Linked DNA regions of Homo sapiens: region 1 is linked to region 2. The links are chromatin loops, found by intact Hi-C in ENCODE. Cell type or tissue: OCI-LY7. All regions are shown on one strand. Links, peaks and the distances in the headings refer to the core of each region. The heading gives the core; the rest is flanking DNA.

Evidence for each region. Hi-C counts contacts between places; a loop is a spot of excess contacts. Peaks named below come from ENCODE experiments on the same cell type or tissue, not always from the same donor. Only the 100,000 strongest peaks of a DNase experiment are listed, where the experiment ranks them.
Region 1: a loop joins it to region 2, with 1.8 times the contacts of the local background. A loop is called at or near these places in 1 of 110 quality-filtered maps.

What each region holds. Positions count from the first base shown.
Region 1 is chr9:20,061,980-20,069,899 of GRCh38, forward strand. It overlaps a transcript of SLC24A2 not described here. Among named protein-coding and RNA genes, the nearest start is that of SLC24A2, 280 kb to the left of the region's middle. In OCI-LY7, for the core only: no CTCF peak of the experiment used is centred there; a DNase peak (open chromatin) is centred at 4,332; H3K4me3 peaks cover 1,475 bases; H3K27ac peaks cover 2,211 bases.
Region 2 is chr9:20,239,204-20,247,123 of GRCh38, forward strand. It overlaps a transcript of SLC24A2 not described here. Among named protein-coding and RNA genes, the nearest start is that of MIR4473, 170 kb to the right of the region's middle. In OCI-LY7, for the core only: no CTCF peak of the experiment used is centred there; a DNase peak (open chromatin) is centred at 3,758; H3K4me3 peaks cover 1,726 bases; H3K27ac peaks cover 1,621 bases.

The sequences.
Region 1 (7,920 bases), core at 1,779-6,778, 180 kb before region 2:
AATCCCAGTGCTTTGGGAGGCTAAGGCAGGAGGATTGCTTGAGGCCAGGAGTTCAACACCAGCCTGGGAAACACAGCATCTCTCCAAAAAGAAAAAGAAAATACCCAGGCGTGGTGGCACATGCCTGTAGTCTTAGCTAATATGGGAGCTGAAGTGGGAGGATCACTTGAGCCCAAAAGTCCAAGGTAGCAGTGAGCTATGATTGTGCCACTGCACCTTAGCCTGCGTGACAGAGAAAGACCTTCTCTCGAAACAATAAATAAAAATAAAAGACTTAGTAACCAAAACAGCATGGTAAAGGTACCAAAACAGAGATATAGATAAATGGAACAGAACAGAGCCCTCAGAAATAATGCCGCGTATCTACAACTATCTGATCTTTGACAAACCTGAGAAAAACAAGCAATGGGGAAAGGATTCCCTATTAATAAATGGTGCTGGGAAAACTGGCTAGCCATATGGAGAAAGCTGAAACTGGATTCCTTCCTTACACCTTATACAAAAATCAATTCAAGATGGATTAAAGACTTAAACGTTAGACCTAAAACCATAAAAACCCTAGAAGAAAACCTAGGCATTACCATTCAGGACATAGGCATGGGCAAGGACTTCTTGTCTAAAACACCAAAAGCAATGGCAACAAAAGCCAAAATTGACAAATGGGATCTCATTAAACTAAAGAGCTTCTGCACAGCAAAAGAAACTACCATCAGAGTGAACAGGCAACCTACAAAATGGGAGAAAATTTTCACAACCTACTCATCTGACAAAGGGCTAATATCCAGAATCTACAATGAACTCAAACAAATTTACAAGAAAAAAGCAAACAACCCCATCAAAAAGTGGGTGAAGGACATGAACAGACACTTCTCAAAAGAAGACATTTATGCAGCCAAAAAACACATGAAAATATGCTCACCATCACTGGCCATCAGAGAAATGCAAATCAAAACCACAATGAGATACCATCTCACACCAGTTAGAATGACGATCATTAAAAAGTCAGGAAACAACAGCTGCTGGAGAGGATATGGAGAAATAGGAACACTTTTACACTGTTGGTGGGACTGTAAACTAGTTCAACCATTGTGGAAGTCAGTGTGGCGATTCCTCAGGGATCTAGAACTAGAAATACCATTTGACACAGCCATCCCATTACTGGGTATATACCCAAAGGACTATAAATCATGCTGCTATAAAGACACATGCACACGTATGTTTATTGTGGCACTATTCACGATAGCAAAGACTTGGAACCCACCCAAATGTCCAACAATGATAGACTGGATTAAGAAAATGTGGCACATATACACCATGGAATACTAGGCAGCCATCAAAAATGATGAGTTCATGTCCTTTGTAGGGACGTGGATGAAATCGGAAATCATCATTCTCAGTAAACTATTGCAAGAACAAAAAACCAAACACTGCATATTGTCACTCATAGGTGGGAATTGAACAATGAGAACACATGGACACAGGAAGGGGAACATCACACTCTGGGGACTGTTGTGGGGTGGGGGGAGGGGGGAGGGATGGCATTGGGAGATATACCTAATCCAAGATGACGAGTTAGTGGGTGCAGCGCATCAGCATGGCACATGTATACATATGTAACTAACCTGCACATTGTGCACATGTACCCTAAAACTTAAAGTATAATAATAAAAAAATAAAAATAAAAGACTTGTATCTAGAATATAAAAATAACTCATAAAGCTCAATAGTAGAAACACAACCCAATTAGAAAATGAGCAAAATAACATGTGAATGGCTAACAAGCACATTTAAAAGTGCTTGACATCATTAGTTATTAAGGAAACTAAAACTACAGGGAGTTACCAATGCATATCAACTAAAATGGTATGTGAAAAAATGGTATCCTTATCAATTACTTGTGGAAATGTAAAATGGTACATCCACTACCCAAAACAGCTTAGCAGTTTCTTAAAAAGTTACACGTAAACTTACCAAATAACCCAGCCATTCTACTCTTAAGAATCTACCTGAGAAATAAAAACATATGCACAAAGATTTGAACATAAGTATTCATAGCAGCATTACCATAATAGCCCCAAACTAGAAATAACCCAAGTGTCTAACAATCTGATAAATGAATAAATGTGGTATATCCATATAGTGGAATATTTGTCAGCAATTGAAAGGAATGCAAACACTGATACATGTTAAAATATGGATGGACCTCAAAAATATGGTAAACGAAAAAAAAGTGAGATCCACAAGGATACATACTGTATGATTCCATTTATAGGAAATGCACAAAAATGCATATTTATAAAGACAGAGAGTAGATCAATGGTTGCTGGGGCTGGGAGTGTGTGAGTGGGTATTCATTGCAAACAGATTTGTGAGGAACTCAGGGAAAAGTTCTAAAATGGAAATGTTCTAAAATCAGATTGTGCTTGGGGTTTGCACATCTTTATAAATTTACTTAAAATTATTGAATTATAATTTACGGTAAATAAATTATTGCCCAATAAAGCTGTACATTTTTTGTTTAAATTTTTAAGGGAAAAAAAAGCCAAGAAAAAAATTTAGATGAGGTTGTTATTTACACAGGCTACTGTGCTTACTTTTATTGTAGCACTTAATTATGCTCTTCAAATCAGTTATTTCTCTGACTTTCCCATTGGAAATGTAAACAGGATCACAACTGATGGATTTGATAATTGTCCTTTACTGCATTAGGTATTTAGATGGGGGCTACCTTTCTTGGCCAACTGACATCTCAAGCACCCACCGCTGAAGCTGAAAGCAGAAATCAGGAAGAGCCAGGAGATTAAAGAGAATAAAAGGCATACAATATGCATATGAATCCATGAAGACATGTTTCATGGAACTGTTCAATGCATCCAAAGAGCCCAGTGTGAGAATCCCACTGGAATGACAGTTGATGTGCCTGCCAGTCACCCTGGGGCAGGGAAGTGATACCAGCCTAGAGGAGAAGAGGAGGGACAGGCAGGTGAAAGTGAGTAGTGAGAACAAAATGTGAGCAAACAACCTTCATTACTGGCAATCTGTGTGATTCCAGAACTGGTATCCAACCGATGAGCTGCTGGAGACATGTGTTTGTATTCTCAAACCCCAAACATTTGTTTCATGGTCCTAAAACAACGAATCCTACAGCTCACTATCACATTTCATAGCTCTGGGGAAAACCAGAAAAGGACAGATTGGGCAGGGGTTCAAAGAGGAAATGTCTTCTGCCAAACCGAGTGGCCCCACTTCCTCTCTGCGTAAGAGTGGGGTCTGAGATAGACCCTGCTTCCAGCAGTCTCCCAGACAAGACAAAGGGTCTCACTTGTGAATCAAAGTTCACTGCAACAGCACAACAGGCTGGGACAGGTTCCCATCTCATCCAGACTTTCCCCATAAAAGGCAGAGGACAGAGTAAAAATGCCAGTCCCAATATCCTGTAAATGCCTGTGGATTTTGATGTGGACTGGACAGAGGAATGGAGAGAGAAAGGGGAGGTGACCCTCACAGGAAGCTAACGTTTCTCAAGGGCCCACATGACAAGCACTATTAGGTACTTTTATTTAATACTTCCAGCAACACTGTGACATGGGCATTGTTATAACCTACATTGTTATACCTACAAGAAACTGGGGTTCAAAAATCTTTTTTGCCTGTAAAATAGCTAATATTATACATTATACCTATATACAGGTAAGAATCTAAGGCTTAAAATCTTAAGTGACCAGTGTTACACATTTGGTAAGTAGCAGATATGGGATTTAAATTCAGGTCCATATGAACCCTGAACCCCTGTTCCTTTTTATTACATATGCCACACTGTCCAATCATGTTTAGATAGTTTAAAAACATGTTCAGCCTTTTAGCTTAGGCTTTCTGATTTCTTGTTTCTGGATGATAATAAGCCAGCCAAAAGTCCTCCCGGGAATTCTTTTCTCCCCAAGGGCTGGAAGGATAAAAACACACCACTGTGCCCTTGAAGCTTCACTAACAATCACAACTATAAAGGCTGGAGTCAATGCTGAGAGGATATTATTAACAAATGGCTTTAGAAAACCTTCAGAGGGTTTGCAGCCACCCACATCATTTGTAAGATCTTAGGGAAGAAACCTGATCCAGTAAATGACTGGGAATAAAACAAACCCTAGTATCAGAAATATAAAGGGAGGAGGATCATTGCCTTTAGACAATTTGCTTTATTGTGAACAATAAAAATGTTCCAGTTGATTCAACAAAAAATAATAAAAAACAAGGCTATTTTTAAAAAGGCATTTATAGCACTGCGGTTTCATTTCCTTTGCCTTTAGATCTTCAGGCTCTCATTCTGAGCAGCAGATGCTGTCATATAAGGAAGACCACCTGCTTTCCAGGGCATCTCTGCAACAAATAGCTTTGAGGGAGAGAGAAGAAAGATCACAGGATGAAAAGGAAAGAATTAGAAAGGGGGGAAACGGGAAATTAAGAAGTTGGCTTAATGCACATCTTCTGAATTATTCAACTGCTAAAAAGCCGACAGATTTCTTTTGACACTTGACTGTCTCACTCTGTGTCTATATCCATATTCCACTTTTTAAGGACCTACTTTAAGAGAATTCTGTCCATCTGCACAGCCCAGCTTTATGACATATTTATCTTTCTTTGCACAATGGAAGCATAAAAAATTTATGGAACATGGGTATTAATTAAATGGTATTTTAGTTCAGGGAAGTTGCCCAGCTTAAAAAGGGCTACTAGGAGTGAATCCTTTGTAAAGAAATATAGTTTTGGAAATAAAAATAGCCCACACTCACTCACTACCTCCCCTCAGCAAAATGACTTAAGCACTGTTTCTGAGTCCCCAGATTTCTAAAAGCTTGTTAAACTCTTATTAAAAGCAACAGGTAATGACTTGTTTCTGTTGAATTGACCTCAAAGGCTAATTGTTTGGAGTGATCTAGGTCCCCACATGCAAGGAAAAGAAGACATTAAGGAAATCATTCACATAATTCCAACCCATTTAACACACTCACCTGAAACATATCAATAATAAAAGTGATAACAGGAAAATGTTTACAGTTTTGAAGTCTCAGGAAACAATTTGTTCTAGATGGTATTTTTTATATATCAAAGGTTTCTTTTTATTAAACAGATGTTATTTTAGATTTTAACAGGTTTTAAAATCTTTGTCAAATATATTATTCATTTCTTTGCCTTCTTAAACAGTGTTTACTTAGTTATAATGCATTCCATTAAACTTCCAAAAAAGGGTTTCAGAGAACTATTACATGATATTTTAAACATAATTTGAACTCTTCATGATGTCCCAGGATGCTTGCATCAAACACTAGTGACAGGATGGGGCTAAAATAAAGTAAGGCCCTTAGGACGATAAGAAGACTTGGTCTTCATATTCTGTGGTGACCATATCCTCCTGTGTTATTTTAATTCTATGTCTGATTTTTAAATTTTTTTCAACTTTTATTTTAGATACAGGGTGTACATGTGCAGGTTTCTTACATGGGTATGCTCCCAGGTAAGGAGCACAGTACCCAATAGGTAGGTTTTCTACTCACACTCTCTCTCCTTCTCCCATCTAGTAGTCCACAGTATCTATTGTTCCCATGTTTGTGTCCAGGTGTACTCAATGTTTAGCTCCCACTTGTAAGTGAGAACATGCAGTATTTTGTTTTCTGTTCCTGCATTAATTCGGTCAGGTTTATGGCCTCCAGCTTTATCCATGTTGCTGCAAAGGACATCATTACATTCCTTTTTATGGCTGCGTAGAACTCCACAGTGTATATGTACCACATTTTCTTTATCCAATCCACCACTGATGGGCACCTAGGTTGATTCCATGTCTTTGCTATTGTGAATAGTGTGGCAATGAATATATCAGCATATGTGTCTGTTTGGTGTAACTATCTATTTTCCTTTGGGTATATACCCAGTAATGGGATTTCTGGGTCAAATGGTGGCTCTAAATTCTTTGAGAAATTTTCAAACTGCTTTCCACAGTGGCTGAACTAATTTACATTCCCACCAACAGTGCATAAGCATTCCTTTTTCTCTGCAACCTCACCAACATCTGTTATTTTTTGACTCTTTTTTTTTTTTTTTTTTTTTTTGGAGACGGAGTCTCGCTCTGTCACCCAGGCTGGAGTGCAGTGGTGCAATCTTGGCTCACTGCAGCCTCCGCCTCCTGGGTTCAAGCAATTATCTGCCTCCATCTCCTGAGTAGCTGGGATTACAGGCGCCCAACACCACGCCTGGATAATTTTCTGTATTTTTAGTAGAGACGGGGTTTCACCATCTTGGCCAGGCTGGTTGTGAACTCCTGACCTCGTAATCCACCTGCCTTGGCCTCCCAAAGTGCCGGAATTACAGGTGTGAGCCACCGCACCTAGCCTTCTTGACTTTTTAATAATAGCCATTCTGACTACAATTTTCACCCAATTATTGTACCTCTTTGAACCTCTTGGCTCTAAATCTGCCTTGTTGGGTTCACAGATCCTAACATATTATGATTGTTACCCAATCCTAATCAAGCCTCCACACTGAAAACCCCGCCTTAAACAAAACTCTAAAACTCTTGCCTCCTGAACAACTGGTAACATTCAAGCTAAGTCTCTCAATAAATGTTTTGGGGATGCTTATATTGCCATAAATTGGAAATAAAGTGATTCAGTGGTATTCCCTGGGAGTTGCTCTTGCTTGGGGGTGCTGGATGATGTCTCCGTGGAAGTGTCATGACCCTAAAATATAGGGGATTTGTTTCAACTGTCTGCCCAAATTAGGGCTGAAAGGAGGTAGCAATGGCCATGCTCTTTCTCATACTAATATGGACAAGTTTTGAAAATGAACTGATCCTGCTGTCAGCCTGTTCATCTTCTCATGGCCCTACTCATTTTTCTGGTTTCAATTTTTCATGTTTATTCTGATGACTCCTAGTTCTTTATTTCCAGTTCACAGCTTTCACTGATGCATCAAACCTACAAATATAACAGCTGATTAGACATCTCCATTGGATATCCCAAGAGTGCAAGAAACTCAAAATGTTCCAAACTATACTCATCCTCTTTTCACCTCCCAAAACTACTCTTGTTTTTCCTACTCCAGCAATGATCCCAACATACGTTTACTTTGATAAGCCTGTTATCCTTGACTTTTTCTTCTCCCTTATCCAAGCAACCACCAAAATGTTTGATTGAAAACATTACATTAAAATTATGTAAATTCAACTCTACACACTTTGCTGAACTTAGTAAGGGATGCTTTCATATGCACAGAATTACATCGTTTTATTAGCTTTTAAGACATTTTTATCAAATGTAAATTTTCGCCTCCTATATTGATTTAAATTTTCCATAAAGTACTGCTTTAGTATCAATTGGTCTTTCAGTAATCTTCCCGTGACAGCACTTATAAGATAATACCATATATAATTGGCTATTTAAAAAATATTTTTATTATAAACTATAAACATGCAAACAGAAAGTGTATAAACTTATATGTACAGTTTAACAAATTGTCCTAAAGCAAATACTTGTATAATTACAATGCAGGTCAACAAACAGAACATTGCTGGCACCCCAAAACCATCCAGGCATCCTTTAAAGATCACAATTCTCTTTCCCTCCGAAGGTAGCCACTATCCTGATATCTATGGTAATAATTAGTTTCTTTTATTTTCGTCACCTATGTATACATCTGTAAGTAATACAGTTCAGTTGCCTTATGATCTTCTTTTTACATTTTATAGAAACGGCACTATGCTGTTCGCATTATTTTGCTCCTGCTTTTTACTCAACATTATATTTGTAAGATTCATCCATATTATTTTATGTAACCAAAGTTTTCTTATAAATGATTATTTACTTATCTGTCTCCTCAGTGGACTCTCAGTATCATTCATGTCCCTTCTATTCACCACTGTATTTCCACCAC
Region 2 (7,920 bases), core at 1,307-6,306:
ACACAAAACATAGAGGATTCCCAGTTACATTTGAATTTCAGATAAATCACAAAAAAATTTTTAAGTATTAACTGTGTGTTAAGCATTGCATGGGACATTATAATAAAATTTTATTTGCTATTTATCTGAAATTCAAATTTAACTATGCACCTTCTATTTCATCCTGTATTTTTACTTGCTAAATCTGGCAACCACAACTGAGGCTCTGGTCAGGGAGCTCCAGGGACCTCAGTGTTCACAACATTGTCTAATGTTTAAGGGGGCCTGGTCAGGGAGAGTTGGGCCTTGGATAGGCACAGCCCTTTGTTCCCCAGACTACCTCATGGGGAGGGGCCCTCTTAGGCTTGAGGCCTAGGAAAAGGGCTGCTCTTGCCCAGGTCTAAGGGCAATATTGGTAGCAGATAGCTTGGAAAGGAGTACATGAGAAGAGCTTGAATTTAGGAATAAAGAGACCCAGGATCCATCATAAGACTTGGGCAAGTTACTTAATCTCTCTGAACTTTAGATACCTGAACTGTATGTAAAACAGAGCTTTACATGGAATAATATTTGTGAGAAAACTATCCCCATGCTTAACACATAGTAGCACATAGTAAGTCTCAATACCAGCTGCTTCTATTGTCAAAGAAAAAGAGATATGGTATGAAAATGCTTGAGTTTCCTTGCCTTCTGGCTTTTTTTTTTTTTTGTCACGGAGTTGATTCGAACCAGCTGTGAACTGGAAGAGGGTGTTAGGTATTTCAATTTGCCCATGAATGGGTTAGGAAAGGGTTACCCTGTCTAGTGGTAACCATCCGGGAAGCTTAGCAGTAGAGACTAGGCTAAGCATTTCAGGAGAGGTGAGAGAGAACTTGATCCCTTCTGGCCCATGAACTGATGTGTCTCCCTCTCCCCTACTGTTATTCACATGTCTCTGGGGCCTGGTGGGTAGGTGAGGCACTGTCCTTTTCAAGAAGGCAGGGAAAGAGAGGTGGAGGAGAGAGAGCAGAGCAGCCACCCTACCTGGGCAGAAGATGCTATGAGATATGTAAATATTCTCTTAATTCACCTATTTGTTTTTCCATCTTCAAAGGAGCCTGCCTAGATGAGAACTTAATCCCATGGGTTGTAACTCAGGACCATGAGGATACACACAAAGGGAACCCAAGGAAGCTGGCCCTAAGGCTAAGTGCTGAGTGTTGGAGGAAATATATAAATGAACTTGGAACCTCATGAAAGCTCAAGACTCTTCTCTCAATTTCAGTCTCATTCCCAAGCATCACGCTGTGGGATTTGACTCAGGGTGTTTCCCTTGTTAAAAGTCAAGAGTAAGAAGTAGGGGGTGAAGGCAAACTGGCTTGGGGCCAAACTAAGCAGCTTCCTTTTTAACTTGGATGTATTAATGGGAGTAGAACTTTTTTGAACTCTAAGATTGGCACTCAGGTTCCTTTCTTTCACAGATTGTAGCGGGGTTTTAAATGACTAGGAACTGAAATGACTATGAGGTTGGTCATTTCAGGGGGGTTTTGAGGCCCTAAGGCTAGAGAAGTACTGCATTTAGGGTGAGCAAAGGGGAGGAAAATTCCAGGAAGAGGGCTTCTAAGAAGAGGTTACCTAGAGTACAAATGGACATCGATTGATCAATGTGACCATAATACTTTCACCAGCCCCTTCTGCACCTGGGAAGGTCTCTCATAACCAGTTACAGAGTCTCTGCCCCTGAAAGGCTACTGCATCAATAGATTCTCTACCACACGCAGATGAATTGAGGCACAGTTTCAGGAGTCTTAACTTCATAAGAAGATGCTTTCTCTTTCCTCATCTCCTCCCTCAGATCCACTCTCCTCCTGGAAGAAAGCATTTCTCATTCTGTTTTAAATTACAGTAATGAAGATGTGATATGAAATAATACAAGGTAGGTACCTTTACCAATGAAACCACGTGTCTTCAGAATCTATCAACACCTGCAAAGACACGCATCCAGTGCTCACCTGGTGTTAACACTGAAGTTTTCTTACATTCACCATATTAGGACCCAAAAGAAATTACTCCCATAGACTTATATGAAAGTTTTAATCTGAATGAGTTCTGAAGTCAAATAATTAAGCACCTACTGTGTGCAATAAAATAAGCACAATACAAATTACCAGTTCAATTCAGCAGGTATTTGTTGAGGGTCCACTAGGGAAGCATGTAGCATAATGATGGCTCTGAGGTCATCGCTTATGTCTCCATCTGTACCTCACCATCCACTAGTTGTGTGACTTTTTGAAGGTGATTTTAATCCCTCTATGCCTAGACCTCTCAGCATACAGACTATGAGAGTATTACTTAATTGGGCTGTTGTGAGAATTAATTATCAAGCCTTCATCATAGTACCTGGTACAAAATAGTTGTTTAATAAATAGGTCAAAGGATGCAAGGATGATTACATGATCTCTGTCCTCAAGAAGCTTACAGCCTTGAGAGAAAATAAAGATAAATTGCCATCTGTCCTAGGAGAGGGGTGTGCCACAGTGCTAAAGGGACCATAAGCGAGTAATCCCAGCCTAAGGCTGAGTAGAGAGGAGTGGGAGGAGGTTGGGGGTGCAAGCCAAACCTGGGAAGATGATCAACCCGGAGTTAGCCAAGCTGAAGGAGCAGGAGGAGCAGAGATGCAAGACAGTATTACAGCTTCTAAAAAACATGGCTGCAACATCAATCGCCACCTTGTTTCACTTCCACCAATGCCTATTCCTCTCTAAAGCAAATCTAGCTGCCACCACTTTTAAAGTTCACCTTTTCATTCTCCTCTAGAATCTTCTTGAAATTCTAATGACCTGCCAGCCTCATTCACCGAAAGCATCTCCTGTTTTGATCATCCTCTCCACCATGCCCATCCTATGGACTAACGCGCCAGCAGGTGCTGGCCCAATATTCTGGCAGCCGCTGGCCAAGCCACAGGAGATTTGACATTCTTTTTCCTGCCCCCCACAGTCCCCAACATTAACTTGACTAAAACACTCCTTTGCCTCAGTCTACCAGTCCATAAAATAAAAGCATGCATTCTGACCATTTAGGTAGAAGAAGACTTGTAAATTACAAAGGCTTGTGGAGTCCTGAGAAATAGGGCTAAAGAAACACTCGCCACTTAAAATAGCTAACTAAAGAGGAAAGACTTCCTACTCGATGCATTACTGGGTTAGTGGGTTGATTTTATCACATCCAAGGTTGAATGCTTCCTATCAATCAACTGCAAACGAGGAAATCCAGAGCTTTGGCTCCAGTAATGTGCTTCATATGTTCAGAATTGTCCTCCAAATCAGCAACTGACTGTAGTGGTCCAATGGGAGAAGACAGCTGTTCCCAAGTCAGGGCCCCAGCTTTCAAGGCTGTGAGTGCAGGGAAGGGCAGGGAGCCATGAGGACACTCCTGAAAATTCCAACTTAAGGTGGATGTGTCGGATTTTATCTTCTCTCACCAGCTCTGACTCCGGGATGCAACACCTGACATGAGAAAGAGCCTCCTCCTAAATAGCTGCGGTTAAAACATCCTAATGCTAATTAAAAACGGAGAGCTTAGCTAAAGTGGAAGGAAACATTGCTCCATTAATGGCTTTGTCATTTGCTAAAACCTTATTTCTTTGCTGCCTTCAATTTGGTTAATTAATCTTTCACTGGTGATCTAGTGCTGTCAGCGAGGCAATCTATGCAAACCACATCTCTAACTCCAGCCTGTTCTTCAGCCTTTGAAAAACTGGGGGGATGGGTGGTGGTTAAATAACCAATCTACAAGCCACTTGCAAAACGAAAAGTTTCATTTCCCGTGCATAAGGTGCCAAGACCTTTCTTCAATAACCCAGCAGTGTTTTATTTCTCAGCTGGTGGAATTTCAAATTAGTAGAGACTTCCGTGGTTTCTTACAGACCTCCTTGGTTACAGACGAAAGGACTCCACACCCACCCCCCATATTGTGGGTGTTTTTACTACTCCTTTTATTGCTAAGCTCGCACTTATATTCTTTTCACTTTCTTTTTGCACAATTTTTAAAAAAATTATAAATTAGCACCTTCATTCCCTTCATGGTTGGCATCTGCTGTATTTCAAGTGAGAATGCATAAAATCCTCTTCTCATGAGACTATCATAATCAGAAAAACACATAAGCAGAATGCTGACATACCAGCTCCTTCATTCTGCTTTTGTGATTCTATTTATGAAATATTTGACACATGCAATGAGGTGTTATTTATAAAAATTTGCAGCATACTAAACAGTATATAATACTGTTTGTGGATACATATATACATGAGTAGTAAAAATATTAAAGCATGTTAGAAAATTATAAGCATCATCCTCAGTATTTGAGGGTATCTTCAATCTGAGATCATTTTACTAGCCAGATTGTAACACGCTTACACATACAGACACACACACTTACATGTACACACACATTTGCTCTCAATTTTGTTATATATATGAACAAAGCATTCTAGAGTTTTATTACCAGCCTAGACAATGTCTTAGAAGACTTTTAATTTTTCCTTTAAAATAAAAGGAAAGCAGAGCAAATGAGATGTGGTCAATGGGGGTGATGCCATATGACCTCACTTTTTGGGGGTGTTTGACTGCCTTCCAGTAGCTTGCCTCCTGGGTCCATTTTTGAGGCAGGCTCTGGCTTGGCTCCAGGCCAGTGTGACAATCAAGGCCTGAGAAGTCTCTTCTTTCTGAGATAATTTCTCAGGTTTCTTTGTTTTATTGGTGGATAGAAGGAGGGACCTCGAGAGGAAGGGAGTGGGGAGGAGGGGGATCAGGCGGAGATTTCTAAACTCAAACAGGAAGTCCGGCTGCTGTCCCAGCCTGTGAAACTGCGCTGGCTTCAGCAGGGCAGCCCATGCAGGATGGCTTAAAGTTAATCCATGGAGTCTGGGCCACTTTGGACTAATTCCTTTGAGAGTCTCCAAGCCTCCAAGGAGCATCTCTGACTCTGGCAGACCATCCAAGGTAGTTTTGAAGAAAAATAAACTCAGATAAAAAAGAAAAGAAAATATAAACTATCCGGTTAAAACGTGTGCCTTTAAACAGCTATGGGCCAGACACTAAAATGAGTTTACAAGATCCCAAGGAGACAATTAAGGAAAGCGAGAACAAGTGAAAAATAAGATGCTCATTTCAGCATTGTAAAGAGCAGGAAGGAGGGAACATTATCAGAAAGACAGCCTTTAAGCCAGCACTGAGGGATAAAAGAGACCAGATGGCCCTCACCCCCAGGCCAGGCAGAGGACCCGCCCAGCCCCTACACACTGCGCCCTGTGAAATGCATGCGTGCAGCCCTCAGATCTGTCAGATTTATGCTTGCCTTTGCACCACTCCAAGAGGCGCACCAGTGCCGAACATCTTTGAAATTCTGTTGGATTCCAAGTGAAAAATCATTCTGCCTTCAAAGCTAAATGGAAGTTTGGTAGATGCATGTGCTTTTCCCTTAGGTTCAAAAGAGAAATTACTCTCCTCACCATCTTTATGCATTCATAGTTTCCTTTTTCAAGCAAAAAGGGAAATTATGATGGGGAAGCATCCTGTAAAAGCAGAAGGTATTATACAATAACAGTACTGCTTCTTTATAGAAGCAAATTTTTCTACATTTTCTTTAAAACAGAAATGTAGTTTGCTTTCATCCAATGCAGTATGTTTACTTCTCTTATTTTAAAAAAAATCTGTGGTTTTGATAGAGTGTCAGCATCATTATTTGCTCACATCTCATTTTAAACATTTTGCAAATGTCTGAAATAATGTACATAAACCTTTCAATGAGTTAGTGCTAGATGCAGAAAGTACAGGAAATTGTCACATCCTAAGTCACGTATTCCTGTGGAGGTTTTTTAGCGGACATGAGAATATGTCATAATGGGAAAAATAAAAAAAAATTATTGAACTGTGATTATGCATTAGGTAGGCCCTAGTGACACAGAAAATAGACAAAGATCTTACAATCCATGGTTCCTGCCCTCAAGGAGTTGATATCTAGTGGGAGGAGAGAAGAAGGTGGAGAGGGCAAGTAAACAAATACCTGTGATTAATACCAAGTGACAGGTGCTATAACTGAGTTAAGTATCAAGTTTCACGGGTTACCTATGAAGGAGCAGTTATTTCCACAGAACTGTGACTGTATCAAGGAAACCTACACCTAGATGGTATTGGTGAGACAAGACAGGTGAGAGGATCCCAGAGAGAGGCAAGAAAGCCAAAGAGAGGTGGAAGTCTATGATGTTTTCTGGAAGCCGTAAGGAGTCCAGTATGGGTAGAGCATGGCGACTGGGAGTGGCAAGGAATGGCTAATGATGGAATGGAAGTGTGGGTTTGGAGTCAGAAGCAGTTCATCAAAGGCTTAGATTGCTGTACTAAGGAAGGTGGACCCCCAAGCCATGGTGAGGAGAATAAGCAGAGCTTAGAAAGAACAGCTTGGTCTTCAGATGTTGTGTTAAAAGGTCAAGCGAATTGAGATTTTTGGACTATGGAAGTATTAGGATGAACAAAATGCAGGGAGCGATAAAGTCACATTGGATCTGGAGAGAAAAAGTAGATGGTAAACTTAACAACAAAGTTTAACTTAGTCAGAAGAGCACTTGGCTAAAATAGGAGATAATAGTAGCTAACTTTTACTGTGTGCTATTATATTCAGATCCATGCTAATCCTTATTTAACCTTCAAGACTACCCTATAATTTAGGTACTATTATTATAGTTGTTTTACAGGTGAGGAAAATGAGGCAAGGAGAAATTTAGTGAATAGCCTAAGGTCACCAATTAGTATAAGGGGGAGCCAGGATTTGAACACAGGCTGTCCAACGTCCCCAAAACTCTATGTATACTGTTCACAGAGAAGGAAACATGCTCTGTAAGGAAAAGAAATAAGATCATGTGTACATAAATTTTCAGGTTGCTGCAGGATATCAAGGTAGAGATTTCTAATAAATAGCTAAGAATATAGGTCTGGCACTCAGAGAAAGATGCACTCATTCAACAAATATTATTTCCTGAGCACTTATTTTGTACCTGATGCTGTTTCAGAGCTGGAGTTATAGCATCATCTAAATATTAATATTTATGGAGCACTCACATGTGAAACATATGTACATGAAATTTTGGTAAAGCAAAAATTTCCATCACACAGCTGAACACATACTCTCTAACTCAGAGATAGCTCCTTCTGCAAAACAAATAATTCATCCCTTAAGCACCTGTTTTTGCAATTTCAGAATTACCCATACTGGATTTTCTTAAAGCAAAGCACCCTATAAACATGCAAACATTCAGTCAGGAGGAAAGAGTTCATTTTAATTTTACGAACCACTCAGCATGTGTGTTGGGCTTAGGAAATAATAAAATAAATATATCTCAGTCATTTGTGTTGATAGAATTTAATGAGAAGACTACAGTAATGACAAGTTACTCACAGGTCAACAGAATGCAGATCTCCCTCAAGAAAAGAGGGAAAAAATTCAATCACAAAGTTCAAGATCATGGGAAGGAAGGGAGAAGCCCCTGACATTTGGCCTGCCCTGGTCTGTGGGCCTTGGAATCCTTCAGCAACTGCAGTTGTACTGTCTGCCTGTATAGCTAGGCACATGTATAGCCAGGCCCAGATGTAGCCTGACAGGAGCACCCATGAGGGTTCCTTGCATCTGCACCAGTCCCAACTGAAGCTGCCACCACCACCCTATCTCCACTGCCAACACCAATGCAACTACTGAGTGAGATTTGTTCTACCTTAACTATGCAGAGGAGATAGCACCAGGATCCCTATTTATTTCTGTGCTACATGACCATTATACAGTGTATTGCATTATTTTGAAGTGAGACTCCTTTCACAGAAAAATAACATGTGAGACCACTTATATCTTGAGCTTAGATAGCACCTTCTGCTAAGTGCCTCTGCTTACTTTCAGATATTATCTCATGAAATCTT